2 separate regions of the Homo sapiens genome follow, and region 2 is linked to region 1. Evidence: chromatin contacts called from ENCODE Hi-C or POLR2A ChIA-PET data. All regions are on one chromosome and are shown on one strand. Each heading gives the region's core, a stretch centred on a gene start or an enhancer-like site at or near the end of the contact. The rest is flanking DNA. Distances are from core to core; before and after follow the strand shown.

Region 1 (3,108 bases), core at 418-2,917:
GGTTTTGCCATGTTGGCCTGGCTGGTCTCGAACTCCTGCCCTCATGTGATCCACCCACCTCAGCCTCCCAAAGTTCTGGGATTACAGGCAGAAGTCACCACACCCAGCCAGCCAGCTTTGAGTTTCATTTCTTTCATTTTCTTGCTCATCCTCAGAGAGAGAGGTTTAAGAAGAGAAATAAAGGGGAAAAACGGGAAACAGAAAGGCGAAAGGTATAGATGCCTCAGGAACTGACAGGGAGTAGCAGTCAGGCTCCTGGAAGAAACGAGAAATGTAGCAAGGCATGGTCAGGAAACACATGTCTATCCATGCTCCCACTCTCTCTGCCTTTCCCTCTCTTTCCCATCCCTCTTGCCAAGAAGTGAGTTGGCAGTCTTACCAATGACAAACAAAATAGATAAAGCCTCCACACTGAGATTTAGAAACCCCACTTTAGCCAAAACTAAGTCACTTACATCAAATTGTACCATGACACCAAGCATTCCTGTCCCCTCCCCTGCAATGGCAATCAAGTGTCATAGAAAAATAGCCTTTTAAAATTACCATGAGCCTTTTATTTTTATTTATTTTTACACCCAGGCTGGAGTGCAGTGGCGTGATCACGGCTCACTGTAGCCTCAAACTCCTGGGCTCAAGCAATCCTCCTGCCTTGGCCTCCCAAAGTTGGCTCAGGGTTGAGGAGCCACTGTGCTCAGCCAACCATGAGGTTTTTAGAGATGATCTTGTCTAAACCCTTCTCGCCTGTTTTGCAGAAAAGAAAATTGAGATCCCAGAGAAATGAAGTAACTTGCCCAAGGTCATTCAGCAGGCAAGATAGAACTAGATCCCCAAATTGCAAACTAGCTGTCCAGAGTTCTTTCCTCAATGAGCAATTTAAAAGCTACAGAATGTACAAAAAAAGCTCCCCAACAGTTTAGATATAAAAACAATTACAAAGGCACAAAAGGGCAGGAAAACTCAATAAAACTATGAACTTCACCCATCCCACCTCCCAGAAACCCAGTGACAATCAAAGCAGCGTCAGGCTGGTTCAAGGAGTAATGGTGTCTCCAACAATTTAATTGCTCTTCTTCCTCCTTTACCCATTTCTCACAGGCAGAGAAAAAATGCATCTAAGACTACTGAAACTTACTTTGAACCAATACAGATGTTTGTTGATACCTGAAATTTAGTGATTCGCAAATACGTTTTCTGCCAAGAGCTTACAGAAATCACACTCTTAGAGCTAAAACATCAGGTCATTCCATGAGTCTCAAGCCCTGGAGAAAATTAAATGCCTTCCCCAGAAACGGGTCCTCTCCCCTGTCCTGCGCAGGTAACAAACGCTGCTGGAGAGACTTGGCTTCATCAGCTGTCTAAATGCAGACTTTTCAAGAAGGTGACTCAAGAAACTAACATTCCAAAACAGGACTTCAGAAAAAGAAGAAAACTTTTTCTTACCCTTAAAAATGACAGAAACAATAGGATCCGGCTTGCCAAATTTCGTTTTAGGGATATTGCTGGCAGATTCCACAATCACTCGCAGCATGGTTCTTAGCTGGTAGAAAGCAAGTTTCAGCAAACGAAGTGGAGACTAGGGCGCTGGAGCTCCGGGTCGCACCGCCCTGGGAGAGAAGTTCTCTCCCAGTGAAGGGAGGATTTCTCCCAGGGCAAGGAAGGGGAAAAGGCAAAATGGGTGGACCTCTGGCGGATTTTACTGAAGGCAACGTGTAAACTGATACCGAACTCCCCGCGTCTACGCAGTGCCGCAGGCACAGACTTATGAATTCGGGAAATGTGGAAGTGAAAAGGACAAACCCTAAACTAAAAATAATTCCGTGCGACAAATGAAACCAACATGAATTTGGAGCTAAGAAATACGGGTAGGTCAGGAAACCACTAAAATGTTGCTGCCTTTTAGCAATGGTTCGTGAAACTGAATTAATTGATTTTTCCGTCACTGCTTTCATTCTTTTCTGAGTTTCAAGGAGTTTTAAAACTTTAGTCATTATTTGCTTTTGACTTTTCGCTGTTACTTCTCACGCCATTGAACACACCCACTCAGTAACCCTATGTTCAGCTTTTTTAAAGCAGCTAAAGGGTGCCTCTTACTGGACGGCAAACGAATGACAGCGTTTATTTCAAGTAAACGCGATCCAGGCATGGGATATATAAATAATTACATATATGTATAAATAATTATATATATATATATATATATATATATATATATATATATATATATATATATATATATATAAAGGACTGAACATAGAATTTCTTCAAAACCCCTTCAGAGGTGAGAGCTGGGCGCCTAAGTTTTCCCGGCTCTTCAAATGCTGCCAATTGCCTTCAGTGAAAATGGAGAAGTGACTCCCCACTGTTTCTGGACCTACAGCTGCCCATGGTGTCTTTCTGTCCCAGAGGGTGCATGAAGACAGTGCAGCTTGGCTGAGATCACAAGAGGCGGCCTGGGGTTAGTCAGCCAGATCTGAGTGTGAGACTCTGCCTCACCACCCTGAGCTACGTCATCTTAGCAAGTTTCTTTTCTTTTCTTTTCTTTTCTTTTTTTTTTTTGACGGAGTCTCGCTCTGTCACCAGGCTGGAGTGCAGTGTAGCGATCTTGGCTCACTGCAACCTCTGCCTCCCGGGTTCAAGCGATTCTCCTGCCTCAGTCTCCCGAGTAGCTGGGACTACAGGCGTGCGCCACCACACGCAGCTAATTTTTTTTTTTTTTGTATTTTTAGTAGAGACGGGGTTTCACCATGCTGGCAAGGATGGTCTCGATCTCTTGACCTTGTGATCCGCCCGCCTCGGCCTCCGTGGCTTGAGCTTTACTGGCTTGAGCTTTACTGGCTTGAGCCACCGTGCTGGCGAGCAAGTTTCTTAACCCCTCTCTTCCTCAGTTTCCTCATCTATGAACTGGGGATAAAGGCTGTTATAAGATAAAGGTCATAGCATAGGAGCTGGCACAAAGCACACAGTAATTTGCACATGTAAGAAGTTCATGCTTATTTGTGGTCTCACAGCGTTTCTGTTAGTGCAGGCTGACTTTAAATCAGGATCTCGTTATATTTCAGAAGAAAAGGCTAAAACTTGGGATGAAGAAACATTGGGCTTCTTTTTGCT
Region 2 (3,108 bases), core at 442-2,941, 890 kb before region 1:
CCCTTTGTTCAGGTGTGCTCTCAAGGCGACTGGCCAAAAAGGCACCCCTCTGCGCAAAAATAAAATTGCTTTGCTAAAAATCCTTTGTTCAAGTGTTCAATTTCCTTAAGATTTTAAAAGTTATTCATAACAATAGGCTCCTGTTTCAGTATTTCCTGGTGCGGCGTACCACACCTACAGCGGTCGAGTCACGCCAGGCACTGCCAAGACGCCGAAAAGTTCTCCCGCAGCAGGCCGGAGGTGACCGACGGCGCGCAGGCCCCAGCGAGCGCTGCATGCTGGGATCCGTAGGCCGGGGCGGCGGATGTTTGCGCAGCTTCCTTGAGATGCCACCGCCCGCTGCGCCGCGCAGAAACGGGGAGCGCAGCGCACCCGCGGCCTGCGTCACTCGGTCAGTGCAGTCGTTCTAAAATCGAGGCGGACCCTGCTTTCTTGCCTGGAGTCACTTAGAGATGATGACTAAAGGATAAATTCAGAGTCCTCCAAATGGCGTCCAGTGTCCATTTCATCACGATTTGGAACCTGTAGTAGCCTTATCGCTTAACACTTCCTAATTATTATTATTATTATTTTCTTTTTGAGAAAGGGCATTGCTCTGTCGCCTATGCTGGAGTAATCCAGCGACATAATCCCGGCTCACTGCAGCCTCTATCTCCCGTGTTCAGCGATCCTTCTTCCTCAGCATCCCGAGTAGATGGGACCAAAAGGCACGCATCACCACACCAGGCTATTTTTTCCCCTCTATTTTTTGTTGAGACCCGTTGGGAGGCGCGGGGAGGGGGGTCTCCCTATGTCGCCCAGACTGGTCTCAAACTCCTGGAACTTAAGTTATCGTCCTACCTCGGCCCGTTAAAGTGTTGGGATTACAGGCCTGAGCCACCGGGCCCCAACATTAATTATTCTTCAAGCCTATTCTGGACCGGGCGCGGTGGCTCACGCCTGTAATCCCAGCACTTTGGGAGGCCGAGGCGGGTGGATCATCTGAGGTCAGGAGTTCGAGACCAGCCTGGCCAACATGGTGAAACCACATCTCTACTGAAAATACAAATATTAGCCGGGCGTGGTGGCACGCACCTGTAATCCCAGCTACTCGGGGGCTGAAGCAGCAGAATCGCTTGAACCTGCGAGGCGGAGGTTGCAATGAGCCGAGATCGCGCCACTGCACTCCAGCCTGGGTGACAAGAGCAAGACTCCGTCTCTCACACACACACACACACACACACACACACAAAGACTATTCTGGTCTCTGCCTCCGGGATGGCGGCTCGCTTTGGACCTCTCTTCTGTGCTTCTACTGCCCTCTCTTACAATTCTCTAATAATTATAATCATGGCGAGTGCTTACCATATATTCCAATCTATTTACTTCCACAAGCTCATTAATTCTCACCCTAACCCTCTGAGATGGTTACTATTATTTCCTCTCTGCAGCTGAGGGAATTTTGGGCTAGGGACGTTATGTAAGTTGAGCCACGCTACGCTAAAAGTTCCACACTCAATTCTAGCGTCTCGGCTCTGGACTACCAAGTTCCGGAGCAAGCAGACAGACCACCTCTTTACGTTCCCGTAGGCCACGCTCCGGGGGCGGGGCTCCAGTGAGGATACTGCATCCCATGGTGCCTTGCGCGCCAGCGCAGCCATTGGTCCGGCTACTCTGTCTCTTTTTCAAATTGAGGCGCCGAGTCGTTGCTTAGTTTCTGGGGATTCGGGCGGAGACGAGATTAGTGATTTGGCGGCTCCGACTGGCGCGGGACAAACGCCACGGCCAGAGTACCGGGTAGAGAGCGGGGACGCCGACCTGCGTGCGTCGGTCCTCCAGGCCACGCCAGCGCCCGAGAGGGACCAGGGAGACTCCGGCCCCTGTCGGCCGCCAAGCCCCTCCGCCCCTCACAGCGCCCAGGTCCGCGGCCGGGCCTTGATTTTTTGGCGGGGACCGTCATGGCGTCGCAGCCAAATTCGTCTGCGAAGAAGAAAGAGGAGAAGGGGAAGAACATCCAGGTGGTGGTGAGATGCAGGTAGGGAGAGGGCTGACAGGATTCCGAGCGCTGCGGCTTCGCTGCTGGGCCCCCTACTGCGCGGTCCAGGGAGAGGGATTTTATTTGCATTTCCTGAGGGTCCCAGTTTCTTGGTTCTCCGCGTTCTGTTCAATAAAAATGACACCCGGTTGCTGTGTGTATGTGGTTTTTAGGAGAAAATAACATGTTTGATTTGATCACTGTTCCATACTGAAAAGTGCGTTCTTATGTTTAAACTATAGTCAATAAAGATGTAGGTGTCACTTTTATATGCTACTTCATGTAGTTTGTCAGTTTGGAAGTAAGACTGAATACCTATTTTGCAGATGGTTAAGCACTTACGTTGGTATTATTACCTCTAAAAAGCAATCAATCACTGTTCTCTTTATTCTAGATGCAATATTTTCTGCATCCCTACTAAACAAGTAAACATCTCTGTCTTTAAACATTAAAAATTAATAAAGTGAGTTTATGTTTTTTAAAAGATCAAGACAAGTTAAGCTAGTGTAAATTTCTGATTGTGCTGCAGTTTTCCCTTTCATCTGCGTGTTTGTTCATAGACCAAACTAAACGGATATTTCGAGATAAAGGGATGTGGAGGGGTGTTCGGCCCTCCCCTGACTGGTTTCCAAATAACTTCCCAATTTTAAAATAAGCTAGAAACTGCTGCTTAGTTAGAATTGATTTATTCAACTTTTTAGAGGCTCTCCACAGTTTACTGAGTATGTGTGTTTTGTGTGTCCGTTTTTGTGGCTGTTAACAGTTGCTGTTGCAACTTTTCTGTAAACCCCAAAGTATTCTAAAATTAAAAGGTTATTTTTTAGAAAAACTTGTATCAACAAACTTTCTTAGGCTATTGTTTACTCAGCCCTGGTAACTTGAATTGTGGATATCGAAGGTGATGACTAGGTTTCTAAACAAGGTGTCAGAGAGGAAATTGGGTGGCAATCTTAAGTCTAGCCAGTGACACTTACTAGTTGTTGTACTCTGGGGCTTCTGTTAGTAGTTAGTTGTTTGAAGATTTTTATTTAAAAATGCAGTGCATATAACAAGTGCAAATTTTAAAATTATTTTGGTTGTTTAATAAAACCAGG

What was found. Hi-C counts contacts between places; a loop is a spot of excess contacts on that map. ChIA-PET counts read pairs that join two places held with the same protein, here RNA polymerase II (POLR2A). Pooled maps may share reads with other maps.
Region 2: a loop to region 1 is called in a pooled map, with 4 times the contacts of the local background. The contact joins the promoter of KIF11 here to the promoter of MYOF in region 1. A Hi-C loop is called at or near these places in 5 of 168 maps with a recorded cell type or tissue (CD4-positive, alpha-beta T cell, CD4-positive, alpha-beta memory T cell, CD8-positive, alpha-beta T cell and 1 more), 6 of 37 single-sample maps with no recorded cell type and 19 of 50 pooled maps. POLR2A ChIA-PET finds 5 or more read pairs at or near these places in 1 of 52 experiments (GM12878).

What each region holds. Positions count from the first base shown.
Region 1 is chr10:93,480,667-93,483,774 of GRCh38, forward strand. It overlaps MYOF (myoferlin), which reads right to left and starts at 1,668. Exons shown (of 54, transcript NM_013451.4): 1 at 1,441-1,668. The coding sequence starts at 1,528.
Region 2 is chr10:92,591,439-92,594,546 of GRCh38, forward strand. It overlaps KIF11 (kinesin family member 11), which reads left to right and starts at 1,692. Exons shown (of 22, transcript NM_004523.4): 1 at 1,692-2,014. The coding sequence starts at 1,938. RefSeq lists enhancers at 407-496, 1,307-1,496, 1,527-1,576, 1,678-2,429 and silencers at 1,897-1,946, 2,027-2,096.